Regions from separate parts of the Mus musculus genome. Here all the other regions are linked to region 1. A link is a loop called in an ENCODE intact Hi-C map of the cell type or tissue named here. Cell type or tissue: gastrocnemius. All regions are shown on one strand. Region 1 holds the start of Pold3 (polymerase (DNA-directed), delta 3, accessory subunit). Region 2 holds the start of Pgm2l1 (phosphoglucomutase 2-like 1). Region 3 has its middle 8.0 kb from the start of Rnf169.

What was found. Peaks named below come from ENCODE experiments on the same cell type or tissue, not always from the same donor. Only the 100,000 strongest peaks of a DNase experiment are listed, where the experiment ranks them.
Region 2: it touches region 1 in a loop (2.4-fold over the local background); 14 of 42 quality-filtered maps call a loop at or near these places.
Region 3: it touches region 1 in a loop (12-fold over the local background); 3 of 42 quality-filtered maps call a loop at or near these places.

What each region holds. Positions count from the first base shown.
Region 1 is chr7:100,119,976-100,127,975 of GRCm38, forward strand. Pold3 (polymerase (DNA-directed), delta 3, accessory subunit) reads right to left here and starts at 1,525. Exons shown (of 12, transcript NM_133692.2): 1 at 1,389-1,525. The coding sequence starts at 1,448. In gastrocnemius, CTCF peaks have their summits at 3,710 and 4,433 (motif pointing left); DNase peaks (open chromatin) are centred at 1,260, 1,576, 3,719 and 4,449; H3K4me3 peaks cover 1,866 bases; H3K27ac peaks cover 1,565 bases.
Region 2 is chr7:100,224,279-100,232,278 of GRCm38, forward strand. It overlaps Pgm2l1 (phosphoglucomutase 2-like 1), which reads left to right and starts at 3,329. Exons shown (of 14, transcript NM_027629.3): 1 at 3,329-3,756. The coding sequence starts at 3,646. Gm34877 (a long non-coding RNA gene) reads right to left here and starts at 3,127. Exons shown (of 3, transcript XR_869834.3): 1 at 2,852-3,127. In gastrocnemius, no CTCF peak of the experiment used is centred here; DNase peaks (open chromatin) are centred at 3,050 and 3,314; H3K4me3 peaks cover 2,265 bases; H3K27ac peaks cover 1,742 bases.
Region 3 is chr7:99,984,446-99,992,445 of GRCm38, forward strand. No RefSeq gene overlaps it. Among named protein-coding and RNA genes, the nearest start is that of Rnf169, 8.0 kb to the left of the region's middle. In gastrocnemius, no CTCF peak of the experiment used is centred here; DNase peaks (open chromatin) are centred at 4,479 and 6,155.

The DNA.
Region 1 (8,000 bases):
GAAAGGCACTTGCTACCACACCCTTAAGAACCTGGGTTTGGCCGGGCGGTGGTGGCACACGCCTTTAATCCCAGCATTTAGGAGGCTGAGGCAGGAGGATTTCTGAGTTCAAGGCCAGCCTGGTCTACAGAGTGAGTTCCCAGGACAGCCAAGGTTATACAGAGAAACCATGTCTCGAAAAACAAACAAACAAAAAGAGCCTGGGTTTGATTTGTTGGATTCGTACGGTGGAATGAGAGAACTGGTCCTCTGACATCCATAATTGTGACATAGCACAATTATGTGTGTGTGTGTGTGTGTGCGCGCGCGCACGCGCATGACACTAAACATAATAAGAAAAGTCTTAAGAGTCTACAAAGCCAAGCCAAAGATTATTTAGCTCAAACTCCTTGTCTTACTTAAAAGCTCTCTGACCCTCTTGTCTTTAAGAAGCTACCTAAAACTATCCTAAAATTTATCTAAAACCTAGCATTACTTGAAAGCACATAACCCAGGAACTTCTCAGTAAATTTGCAACTATTCAAATGTTAAGAGGAACAGGTGGTGTGGGAATCAAAAAAAAAAAAAAAGAGAGAGAGAAAAATGGATAAATGTAGTATGGGGTAATTTCAAGAACTAGGGGCATCGAGCCTCCATCCTTCCCTGACCCGGTATGTCTGTTGTTTCTTCCAAAGCTAAACGATGCACTCCCAATAAGAGGACTAATAAAGATTGGTCAGAGGCAGAGTGGCAGACAGAGGCAGAGGGGAAAGAGACAGACCTGGGATTCAAGAATTTATCTATCCAGCCCTAATGGCCCTTGACGCGTTTATACACGTCATTTGACCCTTGGCTAAATCCCACTTCTAGGGATAACACAAAAGCCTGGAGGACCCGGGAGGTGTGAGTCGGTGTACCAAACTGTGTCCATGGGCTCACAGCAGCAAAGGTCCATCACACCCAAGTCTCTTCATTTTTACGCTAGCCCGAGGAGGTGGGTCAAGCTGCTTTCAATATTTAAATTTCCAGGAAGAGGAAACTGTCTCTGGTGGGTAAAGCACCAGGCAGTCGCCTATGAAAGTCGGCCAGTCTCAACTGTCTTGAGGGGCCACCACCCGACAGAGCAGGGAAAGGAAGCCTCACGAACCCCGCTGGCTTCCCAGGCTCCACGCCCCCGGACCTCACAATCCCGCCCAAGGCCCCGGGGCTTGGGCGCGCGCCAGAAGCTCTGCCCGCAGGGCGTGTCTCCCTACGCGGGTTTCGCGGTGACCAGTGGCCACCTCAGCCGGTCCCCGAGAAGCCACAGGCACCGGGGGTCGCGACCCCTCGCCGACCGGGCAGGCCCAGTCCCCCGCACACCCGCCTCGCACGGCCCCGCCTTCCCCACCCCCGTGGTCCTAGCTCCTCACGATCTTGTTCTGGTCCGTGACGAACTCGTCTATGTTTTCTAGATACAGCTGTTCCGCCATGGTGGTGCGGCTTCGAGCCCCGCGCTCAACCCGCCCCAGCCGTAGCTCCCGCCGGCGGGAAACAGCTTCGCTCACTCTCGGGTCACAGGTCGTCTCCCAGGGCAACCAAGGCGCCGCGCTACGGCGGCGGGTGAGGGCCAAACTAGTGAGAGGCCAGCCAGGGCTGATGTAGGGGGAAGTTGGAGCGAGACCGACCGGAAGTGAGGCGCGAGCCCGTGGTTGTCGGTGTGCACCTGAGAACGTTGCGATTTCTCTGCTACCACAAGTAGACTGACTCATAACCTTATATTTCACCGCTGGGGGCGGGGGAGTGCTGTGGCCAAGAGTACACATGGAGCCTACATTGTAAAGGAGAGGGAGGAGGGGGAAGAGGGGGAGGAGGGGTGGCTTAAAAGAGTTGGTGTCAGGCGTGGTGGTGCAAAAGCAAGCAGATCTTTGTGAGCTGAAGACCACCCTGTTCTACCCATGGAGCTCCAACCTAGCCAGAGCTACCAAGTAAGAGTCACTAGATTAGGGACATGATCTTTGGGTCAACCAGGAGTTTCCCGGAAGATGTGAAAAGACTGGGGAAAAGAGCAGACGAGAAATCAAATCATTCTATTTGGCTGGAGTTATAAGTGAGACGATACACATAAAACCTTCAAGCTGTGCTCACCACGATCACACTAATAATAGCTGGTAACTGTGTTGTTACACGACAAACATATTGAGCAAGTGCTTTGAAAATGAAATTTCATTTAGTCTCATAGAAACCCAGCAAATGCATTGTGTGGTTTTCATAGAGAATCATAACAGATGCCTGTAAATAAACCCAAGATCATGTCAAAGAGATTACAGTTGTGTCTACAAATACACTGAAAGGTTTTAGGGTCAAAAACAAATCAGAGAAGAGTATCCCTTGGAATTTTCCCTCCCACGAATTAAGAGATGAAGAAAGTCTTTTAGTTTCATGTATATTCCCCAGATATATCACAATTACTTACTTACTGAGTAACTAGCATGTGGTGGGCATCTCTAGCAGTGACCCTAATCCTCAAGTAGTCTTGTTAGATTTTATTATCCCTTTATACACACACACACATACAAAAGATGAGGTCCCATCATTTCAAACCACCTTCATGTTGTTCATGGGAAGAGTGACTAGGAAACAACTGCAAGGACTTTGAGACAGGGTTTGTGTAAACAAAAACTATTTTAAGTATGATCTTGGGGCCAATGAGATAGCTCAGTGGGTAAAGTGCTTGCAGCACAGACCTGATGACCTGAGTTCAGTCCCAGGGAGCCACATAAAGATGGCAGGAGAGAACTGATTCCTTGGAGTCATCCTTTGGTCTCCACACACCATGGTACATGCAGGCCCATGTATATGCACAAAATAATTAATAAATAAAAATTCAAACTTACTGTATTCATAATGTCAGAACACCCACGTGTAATAGACTCTCAGCAAATGAATTTTGCTTGAAGTTTGGTTACAATGAAGGCATTGAGAGCTAAGTGAAAATACTGCTGAGAAAGAAGTAGAGCTCTGATGTGCCCACTGTGACTTACCATCACTGAATGGGCAGGGGCCATGTTAGACTTTGTATTTAAATATTCTCGTGTAATCTCGTCAACAATCTAGGATGTAAATATTACCTGTATACTAATATATAGATGTCAGATAACTTGAGTCTTTATCTCAGTTTTATAGAAACTGTCCAGAGTTAGGTAGTTTGCTCCAAGCCACATACATAGCAAGTATGTTTCCGTCCAGGTATGCTAAAATAATCGCCCACCGTCTCAAAGCTGGGCTTGCTTTGGTGGTAGCATTGGGCTGCCTTTTGTTCTCATCTTGGTTTTTTTGAGGTTTGGGTTTTTTCTTGTCTTCCAACTGTTTAACTTTTTACAGATCTATGTGATTTTTTACAGTTAGAGAAAACAGGAAAGGTGAAGCACCAAGCAATGGAAAATCAGTCCATTGTCTTATTCCAGATATCAGAAGGGCTTTCCATATTTTGAGACATGAAATGCAAATGAAGCTAACACACTTTTGCCTACACACACACACACACACACACACACACACACACACACACATGACTTTAGAGCAAGCAGAATTTTCACTCCCTCTGCCTTGAGGATAAAGCTTGATATCAGTGTGTCCTGCTGGGACACATCAATGTTGTCTAGAAGCCAGCACCAGCAATCAGCCCGACAGCCAAAGATGGCCAAACAAAACTTACGCATGTCAGTGTCACACGACACCAGCAGTGGGAGCCAGAGGACCAAGACTCGGCCTAAGGTTGTCATCAGCTGCAGAAGGCCAGCCTTCCCTTTCTCTTCCCCATCATCTCCACCATGGCAGCAGTGAGCACTGTGATTCTGTCAGGGACCAGAGTGGGAATAGATAGTGTTGGACAGGTTGAGGAACACGCTACCTACATGTAGTCGAGATCCCCAAACCCAGTTATCAGCAAGGGGGCAGGCCTTTGATAGGAAGGTTAACCCCACCCTGGGATCCAGGACTCAGACACAGGCCTTATTGATACAGATGTGACAGATGGATATTAATGAATTCGATACCTGTTGCCTATATACCAGGTCTTATATGACCTTATAGGAACACAACGTGGTCTTCATCGTAGAATTTACAGTCTGAGGTTACAATTGAAGGTTATGGTGCCAAAGGAGGTGACTAAACACAATTAAAAACAGAAAATAAGGAGATAACTTTGAACTTGGGTATCTGGGGCTAGATACCATGTCTTTTCACTGTAGGCAAAATATGTAAGAAATAAACCCAGAATATTGTCTTAGTATGCCTTAACAGCAGATAACAAGCCCACAGTTCCTTTTTGTCAAAAAGGTTCTTCTAGGGCTTGGAAGAAGGACCAGCAGTTAAGAGCACTGCCTTTTCCAGAAGACCTGGGTTAGAGTTTCAGCACCCTCATGGTGGTTCACAACTGGCTATAATTCCAGTTCCAGGTATTCTGATGCCCTCTTGTGGCCACTGTTGGCACTGCACAGAGGTGGTATACAGGCACACAAGCAGGCAAAGTATAAACACACACACACACACACACACACACACACACCCGCCTACAGCCTCTTTTAAAAAGTCCTTCTATGACAGTATGTGTTACACTTTGTATAAGCAATGTTGTGGCGTGTAAAGCCAGCAAAGCCAGGTCACATCAACTTCTGGACTGGAATCCAAAGGACAGTACGATAAGCCTCCAGGTACTTATTGTGAAAAACACATCAGTGTGTCAATGTAAAATCTGTTATCAAGCATAAGTGTGGAGAACACACAGTTGCTGGTTCTCTCTCACCTGCACCACCCCTCCTGTCTCTGATTTCACCCACGCCTGGGTCCAGTAGGCCATGTACCTCTTTTTTTTAAAAGATTTTGTTGTATTCTTTTTTGTTATTGTTTGCTTGCTTGTTTGTTTGTTTGTTTTGATATAGTGTCTTGCTGTGTAGCCTTGGCTGGTCTGGAACTCCCTATGTAGACCAGGCTGTTCTTGAACTCACAGAGCTCTATCTGGCTCTGCCTTCAAAGGCAAGGACTGGAGATATCTACCACTACACCCAGTTCTTATTTTACCTTTAATTGTATGTATATGTGTGTGTGTGTGTGTGTGTGTGTGTGTGTGTGTGTGTGTGTGTGTGTGTGTGCATGCACATGTGTACAGGTACCCACAGAGACCAGAACAGGACACCAGATCCCCTGAAGCTGGAGTTACTGGCAATAAGTTCTGGGACCCAATCTCAGTCCTCTGAGCCATCTCTCCAACCCCTCCCATGTGTATTTTAAATAATTAATTCAATCATTTATGAAGAAAAAAAAAACAGCCAGAAGCCTCCCTCCATTCCACTCTTGGATCTGCTTAAAATATTTTCCTTTGTTTCTTTCACTGGAGGGGAAGGGGGCGTGGCTTGGAGAGTGCTTTGGAAAAGACCACATTGTAAGAGAAAATAAGCAGGAATCCCCATTTGGACATGTCCAGCAGGCTCCGGACCATGCCTGTCCTCAGATACAGGCTTGGGTCAGTAACCTGACAGTTAGTTATACAGGGTAACAGGCAATGTGGAGGACTGAGGACAGACCAAAGCGCAGGGAAGACCAGCAGTTAAGGGACAGTGAAGAAAACCCCGAGAAAGGGAAGTAACAGGGTGGAAGATCCCTGGGGCTCTCACAAAAGAAGTGAGTTTGAATCCCCAAAAGTACCAGTGCCCCTTCTGGTGTCACTGTGGAAGGTCTGAGAGGAACAGGATGGGTTTGGTAATTAGAAGGCCACTGGGGACATCAGCCAAGGAGTGGGGCTGGACTGCTAGGGCTCTGTGAGGTGAAAGGTGAGGAAAATCAAGAAGACTTGGAGATGCCTCTGGCCAGTTAGCCAGGTGGAAATGAGCTGGGAGGGCCTGTGGAGGGTTATAGGGTTCCTAGCACATCTGCACCTCCCCTAGAGGAAATGCAGCGGGTGTCTCTAATTAGCAACTGTCTTTGACTGACTGGTTTTGTATCAGCTTGACCCAACCTAGAGTCAACTGAGAGGAAGGAACCTCAGTTGACAAAATGCCTCCATAAGATGCAGCTGTAAGGCCTTTTCTAAATTACTGATCATTAAGGGAGAGCAAGCTGATGAAACCATAGAAGCAAGCCAGTAAGCAGCACCCTCCATGGCCTTTGCATCAGCTCCTGCCTCCAGGTTTCAGCCCTTCTTGAGACCCTGTCCTGATTTCCGTCAATGATCTGCAAGCGTAAACCAAATAAACCATTTTCTCCCCAACTTGCTTTTTGGTCATGGTGTTTCCTCACAGCAATAGAAACCCTGACTAAGACAATCATGATAAGCATTCTGGGGGCACCTCCATGTAAGGCTGGGGTACCCAACTATTTGACATCATAATACATTTTCATCTGAAGAGTCCATGCTTGAAAAACAGTGTGGTCTAATTACAAGAAACACACAGAGAAAATCTCAATTTCCCTCTCTCTCTCCCTCCCTCCCTCTTCCCTCTTCTCTCTCTCTCTCTCTCTCACACACACACACACCAACAACAACAACAACAACAATAGCAACACTAACATCAACACCAAACCCCGCCTACTATTTTAAGTACGTTCATGATTTTGTGTATTGTGGCTGTCCTTGGTCCCCATGCTCAGTGGAGGGGTCTCAGTCAGAGCCTCCAGCTACAGGAACGAAAGGCTGAATCTGCAAGAGCGTTCAGCAGACTTGGTTCCCAGGGACTGGGCTATCCTCAAAAGGCCTTTTCATTCCAACCCCAGCCCCCACTTAGCCATAGCCCTGGGGTGGGCCCTTAGCAAATATTTGTTGACAGATAACTGAATGATGGAAGGGTGAGGTTGAATTGCGTATTGTTGGGCTCTATAATCCCTTTTGTTGAACTATAGAATATCGTTTGTGGAAGGCGTTGTTTCCTTGTCCTTCCACCACTGAAATTCTTTTATGGTCTTTTATCAGAGTGACCATTATTGATAAGCTGCCTCGGGAAATCCAGCTCATTTGAAGGGCCTGGTGATCAGATAGGCAGGAAGATGCATGGCCAAAGGGAGCACAGTTGGGACCAAATCCAGGTCCTAAGCTGGCTTGAGTTCTTCAAGGCACACTGATGCTAGAGACCCCAGAGGATTGTCTCAAACATCCCTTACACACACGCACACCCTTTGCATGACACTGTGAGGGCTGGAGACAGCTCAAAGGTTAACAGCAGATACTGCTCTTACAGAGGACCTAGATTTGGTTCCCAGCACCCACATCAAATGGCTCAGAACCAACTGCAACTCCAACCCCAAGGGATACAGTGCCCTCTTCTGGCCTTTATGGATATCTGCACTCACATGCATATTCCTGCACACAGACACATACATAAACATGTAATTTAAATTTTTTCTAAAGAAAGAAATATACTATATACTTTAGGCTGACTAGTTGAAATGTCTTACCTTTCCATAGTTTCTTCTAAGTCTGGAGCAAAAGAAATAGAATCAGAGGTCAGCCTTCCTATACTGACCCTGATGGTCTTCCTTCCACTGTCCCCCCAGGGCACTTCCCTCACAGCCTTAGATCTCCTTGCAGCTGCTGTGATTCATCCTCTTTATCATCTGTGTTCTTCTTTAAGTTGTGGTCTTCTTAAGAAAACCCATGCTCACCGTCTTCTTCTCTAGCTGTGTCCCCATCTCTCCTGCCCTATCCTGGCCCATCTCAGCACCAGTTTCAAGATGACCCTATGTTCCCTGCTGGTCCCTCTGTGGTTCCTAATGGCTCTGAGGATAAAGTCTCCATTTCTTAGCAGAGAAGAAGAGGTTCTGGGTTTTCTAGATCTTGTCCTGTCTCCATCTCTCTCTTCAGCAATGTGAGACTGCCATAGGCTTTGATTATGTCCCCACAGAACATAGTATCATAGACAGTACTAATTGCTTCTCAGGAGGTTCTCTCTCTCTCTCCTCTCTCTCTCTCTTCTCTCTCTCTCTCCCTCTCTCTCTCTCTCTCTCTCTCTCTCTCTCTCTTTCTCTCTCTCCACTAAATTTTTTAAGTATCC
Region 2 (8,000 bases), 100 kb after region 1:
ATTTGCTCTCATTCTTCCTGGTAAATCCATTTATCCTATCCTGTAGCTGGTACATTCCTTCACCATTATCAGAACCAACTTCTTTGGGCTTCCATTGTAAACTGTAGACCAGCCACTGGGACATGTCCTTGAATAGCATATTGAGACCTACAAGCCTCTTCCTAACTCACACTTCCTGGCCACCATGAGGTGAGCATCTTTGCTCTACTTTTTTGTTTTGTTTTGTTTTGTTTTTTCAAGACAGGGTTTCTCTGTATAGCCCTGGCTGTCCTGGAACTCACTCTGTAGATCAGGCTGGCCTCAGACTCAGAAATCCGCCTGCCTCTGCCTCCCAAGTGCTGGGATTAAAGGCATGTGCCACCACACCCAACTTTTGCTCTACTTTTTACTCCTTGCTGTAACAGACTGCTTTTCCACACATCTAAAACAACAGAGCCAAATGACCATAACCTGAGGTCTGTGACATTGTAGGCCCAAATTAACCTTTTTTTCTATTAAGTTGATTTATTTAAGCATTTTGTCACAGTAATGGATAGCTGACTGACACAATGACACAACTATAAATATATATAACACGTATAATTGATACATGCATATGGCATAACAAAAATGCATACATTATTGATTATAGTATACAATTATGTATAATGTCACATTTGTGTCAAAAAGGGGACTGCCTATGTAACTGTGGTCTCGTAAGGTTTTTCCTTACAAAATGATGCTATAGTCACTCTATGATGTTCATCTAATGATAAAATTGCCTCACAATTCATTTCTCAGAATGCATTTCCATTCTGAGAACCAAGACCTCACTTTCACAGTCACAGAGTTGACAAACTTTTAGCAAATAAAAATACAGTAAAAACACAGGACCCTTTGGACAAACCCCAATAGAAATGGAAAGCTTCTGAGAGTTTCCCAACTTCCCCTTCTGGACACACAATGTTCTCAGATTGAGTGAATTGAGAGTCTCCGTAGTTACCTTTCAGTGTCTAACCAATAAGTCTAACTAACCTGTTGGGGAAGACTCAGGTAACCCGTAATATCTGTTAGGATTTTGCTGATAAAAGTAAGGAAACATTGGTTGAAAGGGGTATTTAAGTAGAGCCTGTGTTCTCCTGTTTTTACTACATGTCCTATATCATTTCATATATTGAAAGTTGCTGATTTGGTACTATTACTTGGTATTTAAAACTAATTGTCTCAGCCAGGCGGTGGTGGCGCACACCTTTAATCCCAGTATTCGGGAGGCAGAGGCAGGCGGATTTCTGAGTTTGAGGCCAGTCTGGTCTACAGAGTGAGTTCTAGGACAGCCAGGGCTATACAGAGAAACCCTGTCTTGGGGGGGGGGAAATTGCCTCATAAAAAATACTGCATAAAATATTTAAATATTAATTATTAGATTTGTTAAAATGCAAATCTGTTTCAGTAGAACTTTACTGAGTACTAAAATTTGCATCTCTTAATATGCTTCCAGAGGATGCCAACATGTTGGTTCTAATATGTACTTTGATAATGACCATCTAGGTCACAATCAACAGCTATCTTTATGGAGGTACCGCGGCCATTTCAAAATTCAGGATTGCTGGGATTTATGTTCACTAATATAAAATATATTTTAAACAACCTCATAGTGGACTTGAGAATCACTCACTAATGGATTTGAAATGCCCTCTCCTTTTTTCTCAGTTGGCTTATTTCCTGTTCTTGAAATCCCAGTGCAGGTCCTCCTGCTTGATGGTTTCATTTCCACTATTTGCAGCAAGCTCTTCATCGTGGACTAAACATTCTTGCACATATCCTATCTCTCCAGATTTTATTTCTGGGGATTTTGGTTGTGACCCTAGCTTTAACAGCTGAAGCATCACTCCAGCCCTAGATTTTACTTCTTGAAGGGAATTGTTTATATTCTTCTAATATCAGCTCCTAGCATAATTCTTGTTTTGTTGATTTTTAAGGCAAACACTGCAACCCCTTACAATGACATATATTATTTTTCAGAATCTCTCAATACAATTATTTTATGCTAGTAGTTTGGATTTTATTAGAACAAATGATGTCTTTAAAAAATAAAAGGAATACTTTGGATTTATTATGTCTTTTATCTTTGAGCCTCAAAACACTCTAAAACTATTTCTTCAATTACTGTACTGTCATGCTATAAATATTATATAATCCTTACAAGAGCAAAAGGCTGATGAGGAAGAGTTTTAATATACTTGGTCAAGTCACACCAAGAAGGTATTTGGCACAGTGTGGTGGTGCACACCTGGAATTCCAGCACTCAAGAGTTCAATTTCAGCCTGGCGTATATTATGTTCAAGGCTAGCCAAAGCCATAGAGGAGACCCTGTCTCAAAAACAGAGAAAGCAGAGTGGTCCATATACAAGACTTCAGTATTTCTCTGGCCTCAAGTAATGAGACCTGAAAGGCGCACATTTATAGAAGAAAGAAAGTGAAGGTGTTCATTTCTTTTTTCCTCTGTATTCCTACTTGTTCATGAATTTTATGATGTTTGTACATTCTTAAAATAGGGTTAAATGCTGACCCATCATCTGACAACCTTCTTATCTATTTTCCAGACATTATATTCTCTCTACCTCTATTCCGCGGCTACAACTGAACAAAAACAACTGCCAGCTGAGGTAACATAACAGACTGAAACCCGCATTCATTTCTCAGGAACGCTACTGCTCAGAAAATTCGGTTTGCCTTTCAGTTCCTTCTGTGTAAAGTGGGAAAGGAATATACATACAACCTACCACACAGGATGAATGAAATGACAAAAAACGACTCGTAAACTTTCAAGTACAAATAGATACCGTTGTTCCTTACGTCATTCCTTTTTTACCTTAAAGCAGGAGACCACCACTGCACAACATAAGTAAGAAGCGTCAGGGAACAGGTGGTGCTTTTTCTCTCCGAGGGAAGGGAAAGGCAACGGGTGTACAGAACTCGGGGAACCGGGGAAAACTACAACTCCCGTGAGGCGTCACGCGCGCCACTTTGGGCTCCCAAGCGAGACCAAGCCCTGAGGCGAAGAGGGTGGGGCCTGCGCGCGCCGGGGACTCTCCTAGTGAGTGCAGAGGCGGGCTGCTTGAGACGACGGGGACACCAGGTGGAGGCGCACGTGCGAGTGCGGGGCGGGTGATAAGGGAAAGACAGCTGAGGAACGGCATTAAAAAAACAAAGCCAGCTGTGCACTGTCGCCTCAGCGGACAGCAAACGCTGCAGCGGAGGTGCGGGGCGCGCGCTCCCGGGCTCGCGCCTCATGCCTCGGGCACTCGGACGGGCCGGGGCGGGCGGGGGCGGCGCGGGCGGCGCGGGGGCGGGGCCTAAGGCGGCGCGGGCGAAGGCGGCGACCCAGACATCTGGGACTGTTGTTGTTCTCTCGCCTCACGCCCGCCTCAGTCAGTTCGAGCTGAGATCCGGAGCTAGTCTGCTGGGAGGCGGCTGTCCTGTCTCCGCCCTCTCTCCGGGTTCGCTGGAGCTGCGGCAGGAGCTGGCGCGGACTGAACAGCTCGCGGTTGGTCTCCGATGCCCTTCGTCAAGGAGGGGGTTTCTGGACCCTGGTGAGCGCACCTAGAGCCCCCCTGACTCAGTGTCTTCGCCCGCCCCTCGGGCCCGCAAACCCGTGTGTCTACCATGGCTGAGAACGCAGATGATGACCTGAACTCTAACCTGCTCCACGCCCCCTACCTCACTGGGGACCCCCAGCTAGACACGGCCATCGGGCAGTGGCTGCGTTGGGACAAGGTGGGTACCTGGTCACCCCGGCATCTGTCCCCTCTTTCTGCTCACCCTCGCACAGTCCACCCTTTCCGGTACCCACCCAGGGCTCTGGAGGCTCCAGGGGAGATGGCTCCAGCCAGCGCAGGGCTAGTGGAGTTGGGCGATGCCTCTCACCTATGCAGGGGCTGCTTTCCCCGGCGGGCTGGGCTGGGCAGGGACGACTGCAGTCTCTTTCTTTTGTGGTAGGCTACACCGCAGTCCCGCTTCCTCCCTTGCTGCCCCTTCCCTTCCAGTGAGTATCATCTCTCATGGTCAAAATACTTCGTCCTCATTCTCATCGTTGTAAGTTATCCTCTGTGTACTATGCATCCATCACCTTTCCTCTTTCTCCTTTGACTTCCTTCTCTGCAGAACCAGAAAGTGGCTTCTGGTTCTTGAACGTTACTAACCACTCACTATGTTGCTCTGCTGTGTTTCCACCCTCTGTCACTAGGTAATCGCTGGCTAGGTATTCGCTAGTCTATTTCACTCTTATTTTCTGGTATCACCTTTTGCTATTAAATGTGACAAGGGTTCTCCTCTTATTTCATTCCTCTGCCGGCAGTTATTTATTGGAAGTATCCTGTTCAAAAAATTGTCATGGACATCTAGAATAGTCTAGTTGTACTGATAGAATTTGCACCATTCTCAAATCTTAAAAGGCAGATTCTGATCAGATATTTAGGAATTGCTTAGGAATTTCAGAATTGCTGATGCCATCGTTTCTTCTCTCTCCCTCCCCTTGTGCAGGTATATAGGGTGGGTTGGTGAAAGCTAGAATTAAAATGCATCCTTTTCACTTGTAAACGAGGCTCTTGGAGGCTTTTTCAGAGGGTGGGATGATAATCCCAGTGTTTGTTTTCTCAAGTGCATATGATACAGCTGCTAAAACAAAAAAGGCAGCACATTTAAAACTGAATTAAGGGGTTTGTATGGAGGTATGTGAGATTTTGTTATACAAAAGAACTACTTAATTAGCTTTCTGAAAAAGTTTATTTTCATTTTTTTCCAGGTATCTATGCATTTAAGAAGGGAAACAAAACAAAACAAACAAACAAAAAAACCCAACTAAATACTGAGTGTTCTAGGCCAGACAGGAAATGCTGGTGGTGAGAAAGATAGAAAGAGTTCTTGCCGTCAGCAAGCCTTTAGTTCGTAGATAAGGAAGTCCAACAAATAAGCAATTACAATAAAGTATTTGGTGTTACTGGGTCATATATTTCTCAGATGTTCTAATCCTTCTTCTAGAGTCTGAACCAATGTTTCTCAGACCCGAAAGTGCTAACAGATCATCTGGGAATCTTGAGGCATTTGTTGACCAGACAACTAGGGTGGGGCCTGACAGCCTTAGTGAGCTTCCAGGTGATTGATACCAGTTCTGCTGATTTGTGCACCACACTAAAAATAATGACACTCTTTTCTCTTTCAGTATCAGTTTTGTCCGTGTTTTTCCTAATAAATATCCCAGTTGAGTGAATTAATACTTTATTGTCTACTGCCAATATATACTGAAATATTTAAGAACTGTAAAATGCATATAAAAATAATGCTCCAACAGTTATAGTAGCAATAAACAAGGTTGCAGTCATTCAGTGCTTATGGGAGTTCAGAAGTGAGAGTTATCATGAAGTGGGTTCAAGAAGACTTTATGAGAACATGGAATATACATGAAAAGAAATATACATGGAAAGCCTACATGAGAGAGAAGATAAAATAAATGTAGACCTCAATGAGCATAAGAGGATAAAACAATGGCTCCCAAATATAATATAGGGAACAAGTAATAAGTGCCTTAACAGAAAAACAGATTTAAGTAATTTTATTAATTATATATTGCTGGTCTCTTTCTTAATGGGAGATAGTGCTTTTATTTGAGAAACAAAGGTTTATCTACTGTAGATTGATATTTAAGTAAGCTAGGCTAAGTCCAAGGCCACTAGAATTTAGAGTAAAAAATGAAATTTAAGTTTTCATTATATGTTGACTGTACTTACAGTCTTCTAATGCAGAGAGTCTGAGCTCAATCTCTGATTAATACCAATCAAGGAATCCGATAGTGCTGCTGATTCTTGAAGATTGATGAAACATGTGATAAGCTATAAATTGGTCTCAGGGCAATTTGCTATTTTCCGTAGTCAGGAACATTACTAATTTTAGCTTTGGTGACTTGGTGTACATTGAAAAGTCTTCATGAAAAAAAAAGATATTATTCTTGTTGAACTTTCTCATTTAATTAACATTCAGATTTGCTAAGATGGAGAGGGAAGACTGAGAGTCAGAAAGATGGAAAATTGAATGTGTGTAGTTAGCACATTTGTGTCTGTCGGAGCTTAGGGTACATAGAAATCTTTGGAAAGGTATGTGAAGACCAGATTGTTGAAGAGCAGTAGTATATCATTAGTGGCCTTCAGCAATTAAGAGTATATGTAAGTGCTAAAAAGAAAATAGTGCAAGGACGTAGACCCGGCATAGTTACTCTTGCCTACAATCTCAAAGGTGGGAAACTGATACAGTCAGAGCAGTTAGAGTTTGAGGCCAGCCTGGGCTACATAACGAGTTCCATGCCAGCCTGAATAGCGTGAGACTTTTGTTTTTTATATTTTGTTTTTCTAATCAGATTTACTGTGGGTAGGGTACTCTTGTGTAGCTGCTGTAGGCCAACTTTCTATCAGCAGACTTACCAGACTTGGATGGATACAACCTCCTACTAGCATCCAGGCTTTTATTTAGTAGATTCGCTTCCCTAGTTTCAAAATGAGTCAGTCAACTCAAGGTCATAGAAACTGATGACTGATTTAAGAATACTGTTTTGTTAACTTGTGGCTTATGATCCAGATGCAGTAGATTTATTTCTAAATCAGGCATTTGGTAGATATACCATAGGAAAAGCCAAATAATCCAAAGATTTTTGGTGATTATAAAGTCAAACCACAGAGAGTAAAACATACAACATTTAACAGCATCAGCTTGTAACAAGTAAATGCATCCATCTCTGTGTGGGGCCATGCTATTACTCTAACCCCATAAGTCCAGGGGTCAAGGAGTTCCTCCTATCAGCTGTGCACAGAGAACTCCATTACCAATGTGTTCTCTTCCGCCCTAGGGTAAGGCTCATACCTCCATCCTATTTCTTTCATTCAGGGCTTTCACACATTGTTAAGTTACAGACAAGCAGTCCTGGCAAAAAAACTGGGTTCTTTAACATCACAACTGTCTTTTGATTCTGTTCCAATGTGAATTTTAATTCTCTGTAAGAAATTTATATCTAGGATATAAAACACTGGTAAAGTATGGGTGGGTGGACAGGGAAGGGAGACTGAGACACAGGGCAGAACTGCTTTGCTGACTGTAACAGCAACAACAAATATCCTGTATGTTGACAACAATATGGAGGCAGGAATTTGCCATGGCAATTTAAGAAATAAGAACATTCTGGTCTCAGAATGTAGATCTATATTAAGAAAGAGTAGAATATGAAATTGAAGATAGGTTAGACTTAAAAAGAGCTTGGAAAAGTAAATAAAAGATGTCAATCTAAGCCAGTGATTTTCAGGTGTTTAACAACAGAACATTTTTCAACAAATTAACCAGAACGAAAGGCTGTGAATTAATTCTTCAAGCCTATTTTATTATATAGTAAGAATCTGAGCCTGGGTAATGTATAAAGAAAGGAGGTTTATTTAGCTCAGTTTGTATAAGATCAGGTAGCCACATTGGTTTGGCTTGAGTTACAGCCTTATGGCATATGTAAAAGGGATTACACAGTGAGGCAGGAAGCCCGAGAGCAGGGAGGAGTGAGCCTTGCTGTTTAAATGTTCTCTCCTGTTACCTCCTCTCCTCTCTTCTATAAATTACAGCTTACTCTTGTTAGAACTCATCCACAAACTCCCTAGGAAGTGCCTTTGGCAGTGACCCAGTTACCCCACACTAGGACTCAACTCTTAAAAGCTTCTACTACCTTAATACCTCAGACTGAAGACCAAGTCTTTGGTATGGGAAGCCTTGAGGTACAGGCCACATTTAAACTGTAGTGCTTTTTAAAATTTGATAGTTGTATAGTTATTCTTTTGAAAAATTAAATTAAAATGTTTAATTTAATCATACAGATTAACTTGATCTGTGTAAATAAAGTCCTTAGAACAATAACTTGCAGACATAGAAGTCCCAACTGACCATTCTAGTTAAGAAGGTGTTGGCAGAAAACATATTGTATTTACAAAACAGAGAAA
Region 3 (8,000 bases), 140 kb before region 1:
GCCGCCATAGTGCCTCAACTGGAACAGCTCCTAAATTGTCCTAAACTAATCTTAAAACTCTGCATCCACTCCAGCAAGCCTCTCTCTGCACTTCCTTCAGGCTGATGACCCCAGTTTTGCTCTGCTGGGCTGATGGACTGTGACACAAGGTAAGACCATTCAGACTGAGTCTAGGTGGAAACAAGGCTGTGTCTCTTTGCAAAGCCAGGAACTCCTTCACACCCGCCCACAAAGACTTCACACCATCTAGCACAAGAAAAAAAAAACCCACCCCTTAGACCTCCTTAAGACTGCTCCACTCTTTGGGCTGCTAATTTGTCTCCTTTTTTGTTTCTTCCCTTTGGTTTCAGAAAAGGTTCTCAAGATGCCAATCATTGTACCCATCACTTTGATGCTGTCATCCGTTTGACCCTTCCAGGCTCTGTATGAATCTCCTTGACACTCTGTTTCTGCCTCTTCAAGGTTACAATCTAGTAGGCAAAATTATGCACCCATAATTATAACAAAAGAATTGTGGCAAAGCTAGAAGCAGTCTAATGAGACACACACACACACACACACACACACACACACACACACACAGTCTCCTGGTAGCAGAGAGCATAGGCAGAGTCCTAGGGAAGTCTCACAGACTTTGAATTCTGCTCTAACAGTGAGTTCACGCAATAGACAGGAAGGAAGGAAAGAACTGAGGCTCCAAGGCAACAAAGCTCGGCTGTGTGTGTGTGTGTGTGTGTGTGTGTGTCTGTGTGTGTGTCTGTGTGTGTGTCTGTGTGTCTCTGTGTGTGCCTGTGTGTGTCTCTGTGTGTGTCTGTGTGTCTGTGTGGCAGAGATGGAGGGTTAAGGGATGGTGTTCAGACTAAGCAATTCAATGTGGGAAGAAGGAACATAGGGCTGGAAATAAGCCTAGAAAATTGGGGGGAAATGAACTAGGTCCCCCAAGCCTGAGGAACTGAGCTTAACCCTCAAGCCCCAGGTGGTAGAAGACGGACTCCAAGTTGTCTGATCCTCATAGGCAAGGCTGGCATTCACAGGGGTCACCCCCTCCCTCTCTTCCTTTCTCCCTCTCTACCTCTCCCTACCCCAAAAATGTAAAACTAAAAGGCTGTCTTAATGGAGCTGGAGAGATGGCTCAGTGGTTAAAAGCATTCCAGAAGACCTAGGTTCAATTCCCAGCACCGACATGAGCAGCTTACAAAATGCCTGCAATTCCAGTTTCTGACAGCAAGGCCCTCTTCTGGCCTCCGAAGGCACCAGGCACACTTGAAGTACACAGATAAACATGCAGACAGCACATACATAACCATAAACAGTTTAAAATTAATTAAAAAGAAAAAGTGGTTAAAAAACAAAACTAGAATTTACAGAGCAAATACTACATGGCAGGCACCACATTAAGCAGTAACGGCTTATTTATCTCATTCCAGCCCGTCAGCCTTGCACAATGGGCATGTTTGCCTGTTTATTTATAGAAGAAAGCAATCAAGATCTTTGGGAGCAATCAAAAGATTTGGACTAAAGGATCTTTGCACATGAATTTTATAGGAATAATTCTCAAACCTGTAGTTATGAATATGGGGTAAAAACAGTATCTTCTCCCCACCCATATGGAGCTGAGAGATCACTACAGTACGCCTTACTCAGCACTGATACAGACTGAGAATTCAGCCACAAGAAGGAAGGCTGGGGATGATGACACAGGGCAGCTTCAGGTACAAGGCTTGATGCATCCTATGTTATGAAATCAATTTCATGGAATAACATCCAATAGTTAATACCGTTACCATTCAGTGAGTTTCAAAATACAACACATAAAAAAAAATCTATTACGAAGAAAGCACAAGAGGAACACTCCTCCATTGCAAGCTGGTACAACCACTCTGGAAATCAGTCTTGCGGTTCCTCAGAAAACTGGAAATAGTACTAACTGAGGACCCAGCTATTCCACTCCTGGGCATTTACCCAGAAGATGCTCCAGCACATAACAAGGACACATGTTCCTCTATATTCATAGCAGCCTTATTTATAGTAGCCAGAAGCTGGAAACACCCAGATGTCCCTCAGCAAAGGAATGGATACAGAAAATGTGATACATTTACATAATGGAGTACTACTCAGCTATTAAAAACAATGACTTCGTGAAATTCACTGGCAAATGGATGGAACTAGAAAATACCATCCTGAGTGAGGTAAAATCATCCCACTCACAAAAGAACACACACAGTATGCACTCACTGATAAGTGGATATTAGGCAAAAAGCTCAGAATACCCACAATACAATTCACAGACCACATGAAGCTCAAAAAGAAGGAAGAGCAAAGTGTGGGTGCTTCAATCCTACTTAGAAGGGGGAGCAAAATACTCTCAGGAGGTAGAGGGTGGGCAAGAGGAACTTGAGAGAAAGAGAGGAGGGGGAGGGGGAGAAGGGGGCAGGATCAGGTATGGGAGAAGACAGGGGAGAAGTACAGAGGACCAGGAAATTGAAGAGAGGTGTTCAATGGGGCATGGGAAACTGGGGTAGCCACCGGAAAGTCCCAAAAGCCAGAAAAGCAAGAGACTCCCAGGACCCAGTGGGGGTGACATTAGCTGAAATACCCAACAAAGGGGAGAGAGAACCTGTTGAAATCATATCCAGAGGTTAAGCACAGCCCCCAATTGAGAGATGGGGGTCACCCACCCATCTCCAAAATTTTAACTCAGAATTGCTCCTGTCTAAAGGAAATACAGGGACAAAGAGTAGAGCAGAGATTGAAGGAAATGCCATCCAGAGACTGCCCTACCTGGAGATCCATCCCATGTACAGCCACCAAAATCCAGACACTATTGCTGATGCCAAGAAGTGCTTGCTGACAGGAGCATGATATAGCTGAGCCTGAGAGGCTCTGCCAGAGCCTAACCAATAGGGATGCGGATGCTTGCAGCCAACCATCAGAGTAAGCACAGGGTCCCCAATGAAGGAGTTAGGGGGAGAACTGTAGGAGCTGAAGGGGATTGCAACCCTATAGGAAGAACAACAATATCAACCAACCAGACTCCCCCTCCCCAACCCCCATAGCTCCCAGGGACTAAACCATCAACCAAAGAGTACACATGGAGGGACCCATGGCTCCAGCTGCTTATGTAGCAGAGGATGTCCTCATCTAGCATCAGTGGGAGGGGGAGGCCCTTGGTCCTGTGAAGGCTTGATGCCTTAGTGTAGGGGAATGCTAGGGCAGTGAGGAGGGAGTAGGTGGGTGGGTAGGGGAACACCCTCATAGAAGCAGCGGGAGGGGATGGGGGGGTTGCAGAGGGGAAACAGGGAAAGAGGTAAGATTTGAAATGTAAATAAATAAAATATCCAATTAAAAATACATTAAAATAAAATAAAGAAACAAGAATGCTTGTAGTGAGCAGTTAGTTATCTCTGGCAGGGCAGCATTAGGGAGGCAGAGGCAGTTGGATCTTTGAGTTTGAGTCCAGCCTGATCTGCAGTTTAAGTTCTAGGATAGCCAAGGCTGTTACATAGAGAAGTCCTGTCAAAAAGAGGGGGGGGGGGAGAGAGAAAGGAAGAAAGATTTCCTATGTATATACTGTAAATCCACTTGATTATACGTGCAGCGGGGCCCACTCTCTCTACCTCCTTCAAAGTCTGCCACCCCCACAGTCTTTCTCCCTGACTCTGAGACTTCTCTACTCTCCTGTCCCCTAGACCCTGACTAGAAATTCTAAGTAATCACTTTCGCTTTCCTCCCCTCCCCTCTCCCAACCCTCATTTTAAGATAAAGTCTCACACTGTAGCCCAGACTGGCCTAGAATTTGCACCAGTCCTCCTATCTCCAGCCTCAGAGTGTTGGGACACACCAAGCTTGATTTATTACAGAATTTCTTTAATGAGTGAAAAAAATTATATTATATATAGTTACTGTTTATAAGGGGGCAGAGGTGGCTTTAAACGTATGTCGTGTTTATGATAGAAAATATAAGAGAAAAATCAGCAAATAGCTCTACCCAACCCCATTTCACAGTAAGACATTTAGAGACAGATTTCTCTCTTGCGAGGGCTTGTCATATTATAGTTCAGACCTGCTTTATTCTCACAGAGCCTGACTCCTAGCAACCTCAACAAAGAAATCTTACTAGCTTCACTTTGCCTAGACCAAGTCCCCAAAAGGAAGTGGCCATAGTCCTATTCGAGGACAAGTGTGAGACACAGTGAAGCCATATTTTGTCATAAATGAACAGGTAAGAGGATAAAGTGAGCAGAATGAAGAATTTGCCTCAGAAGAAAATGTCTCTAGTTTGGGAAGAAACTGATGCTTGATGGGTCAGTTAAAGGCCGAGAGCAGAGTGACAAGTGATAAAATTTCTTTGTCTATTCTAGAATGGTCATTGGGTGATGGCTCTTCGTTCACAATCTGTTTGCTGGTCTCAGCTCTACTCTCCCATCCATGGGAACAGCCAGCTAGTTTTCCCGGGCCTCCCAGACTGTGATGTCACCAAGTGACCACCAGGGGGCAAACAGAGCCTGCACTGCCTCTTCCAAACAGTTCCTGGGAAGCCAAAGTCACTCAGAGCTCTGCTGGCATTTGAAATCATCAGAGGTTTCTAACCAAACCCCTTTGTTAAAAAGAAGAAAGCTAAGGTTTAAGGAGGGGAAGGACTCGGTCAAAGCTCTTTAGTGAATCATGTGAACTAGAAACCAATGCTTCTGACAACTCCAGCTCTACCATGTTCTTTCTGTCTCACTGCACTTCTGTTGACACAGGGTCTCACCACACAGCCCTTGCCAGCTTGGAACTCACTATGTAGACCAACTGGTGTCTAACTCACAGTGCCATCATTCCTAGCTAACACTTCTTTCATGTTTTCTACGTAACATGACTGATTTCCAGACTACGTTATAAGAGCAGGAGGCTGGGGAGCGTGTTTTGACCAACAGTATCTCCAGCACTTTCACTGCTGTCTTGCAGACTGCCTGTGCTGTATGCAATTTGAAGGATTCCTTAACAGTGGTGCAGATAAAACCATGTGGAGGTGCAAAGAAGGAAGCCACTACTAGGTGGGCACAGAACTGGATCCAAAGGAAGGATCTGAACTCAACCAAGAAAAAGGGAATTCCAAATGGAAGGGACAGGAGAGGAAGCCAGCACTTAGAGGCACAAAACTCCCTGCACAGGATGGAAAAGACAGATTCTGAGGAGCTGCCACATGTGTATCAGATTAGGGGGGAGAAGTAGAGAAGTTTGGGGTCAGCCGGTGACACGGCCATGTAATCTCAGGACTCAGGAGGTAGAGGAAGGAGGACTGCAAATTCAAGGACAGCCTAGGCACAGAACAAAGTCAATGCCAAGGAGATCCTGAAGGAAGGAAGAGGAGGAGAGGATGGGGGAAGACAGGATGAAAGGAAAAGGAAGGGAAGAGGGGATAGAGGGAAGGAGAAAAGGGGAGAAAGGAGGGAGGGAGCAAGGGTGGGTGGGAAGGGAGGAGGGAGGGAGGAAGGGAGAGGAAGGGAGGGGAGCAGGGGTGGGTGGGAGGTGAGGAGGGTTGGAAGCAGAGGAGAGAGGGGGAGGAGGGAGGGAGAACTCTTCCATCAGCTGTAGAGTTGCTGCTGTTCACGAATTCACTCAAGGAGCCACTGGACATGTTAGCAGAAGCAGGGGTGAGGGTGGGGTTGGAGAGATAGCTCAGTGGTTAAGAGCACTTGTTGCTCTTCCAGAAGACCGGGGTTCGATTTCTGGCACCTACATCAGGCAGCTTACAGCCACCTCAACTCTAGCTTCAGAGATCTAATCCCCTCTTCTGGTCTCTGAGGTCACTGCACACACAAACAGGACACAATTATGTTGGCACACACACATGCACAGAAGTAAAACTAAAACTGAAACTAGCTGGACATGATGGCATGCTCCTTCAATGGGTGCATTCAGGAGGTGGAACCAGGCAGCTCCCTGTGAGTTAGAGGTCAGCCTGGTCTACCTAGCCAGCCCCGGGACAACCAAGGCTACATGAAGACTCTGTCTCAAATAAAAGAAGCAGTGGCAGAGGTACTGGTGACAGTATTATACAATCAGATGTCTAGAATTTGGAGCCTTGAGTCTAAGCTTCCGGGTCCGTGTGAGTCAGATGCTGCCGGTGCGCATGCGTGCTAGCCTCCACAATTCCTCCTGTAACTCACTTTTCTCGGCACAGCGCCTCCTCGTGCATGAGGACTATTTGAAGATTCCTGAACTCACTGGGCTGTTCTCTAAGCACGGCTTGGTAAGTAGCAACCCCACTGAGTTCAAGCAACACAGTTCGAGAAGGGCCTGGACTGCCTGCACGCAGGGAATACTTAGTTTTTATGACCGGAAGCAGTGGTGTGTGCAGGTGAGCAGACCAAGCCAATTTTCTACACTAAACTACAAAAAAGGTTGTCCTAGGGATGAGGTGCAGTGAGCCCACCCATCAAGCCGAGGGAAACCTGGCTGTTATGGCGGCTGTTACAAAGTCTGGGAGAAGATATGAGAGAGGCAGCTGGATGAATGCTTTATCTTTTTTTTTAATCCACTCTTTAAGACTTTCATATGTGTATACAATTCATTTTGATCCTATCAAACCCCCCACTCTTCCTCCAACTTTTCCCAGACTCCCTTAGCCCCACCCCCATACCAACTTCATGTCTTCCTTCGTTAGCCTAACACAGCGGTTCTTAACCTGTAACAGATATCCTACATATCAGATATTTACATTATGATTCATAACAAAGGGTCGCAGCACCAGGAAGGTTGGGAACCTGGCTTACAAGTCTAGTCAGTGCGTGCACACAGAAGAACATGGAAGAATGTGCAGCCATTGGTGAGAGCATTGATGAAAGGGGCCTAGGATCCATCCTTTGTTTTATTAAGAAAACAATAAAACCCCAAGGTTATGCCGTCCCATCCACACACACCCCTAAGGTCCAGCTCATCCTGGAGTGTTCAAGATCATGGAAGTATTGGTGTAGGCGTTTTCTTACTTTATTGGGTTCTTCTGTCTCCACCTCCTTTCTAACCCTTATTCCACCCTAATCCCTTCCAACCCCCAACACTAGATAGGAGAAAAGAAGGTTAGAGGGGAAAATGGGTGTGGCCCTCTATAGGCGACTTCCTGCTGATTCAAGTCATCAGATTCCTTGGGGCAAGTCCAGTCTTTGTTATCAGGATGTCCAGCAACAGCCAACACACAGACCATCTCAGGACTCCACCTCCCCCCCCCCCCCCCCCGAGCACAAGACAATCTAAGTTAACAGCTGTGGACAAACTGGAGCAGCCCCATATCCCACACCTGGGATTAGAACGAAGACATTCACATAACTGGGTTTTTTAAAGAAACCACAATTCCCACTACATGATAGAGACAGATCATGTGTAAGACTTAGGTCAACTACTACTATGATTTTGTTAAATGGACTTAGCATCAAACTGCCCTTTAAAATCCTAGCTCTCTATCTATAGACTAGCAAGACTCTCAGACCGCATCGGAGAAGTTTCTTTTGTGTGGTGGATGGTGCTGAACACAGAAACTCACAACTGGTTACAATACAGAGAAGTAGTTGCGGAGTGTTCAGCTATAAACGGGACATCTGTATCCTTCCCTCTCCCCAATGCTCAGGGGCCACCACGGAATGGGGGTGGGGTGGAAAGATTGCAGGAGCCTGAGGTCAGGGAGGACCAGAGTGAAACAGTGTTTTCTGAACACAAGACCAGGGCACTCATGAACTCAGCTGCTGTGGCTGCCCGCACAACGTCCGCACAGCCAAGAGTCAGAGTGCGAAAGGGTTGGTGAGCCCAACGGAGGAGCTGAGAGCCCTTGATGGCATCTGGAGGGGGAAGGCAGTTTTTTAAAGGATGTAGCTTCCAGAAGGGGGACTGTGCTGCAGTGGATGTCCTATACTCAAATAAGGGACAGCGAAAGTTAGAATAGATGAGTTATTTAATTAAGAAAGAGAACATAAGGCTGGGATAGTGTGGGACATGGGGGGTTATCTGGGAGGAGTTAAGAG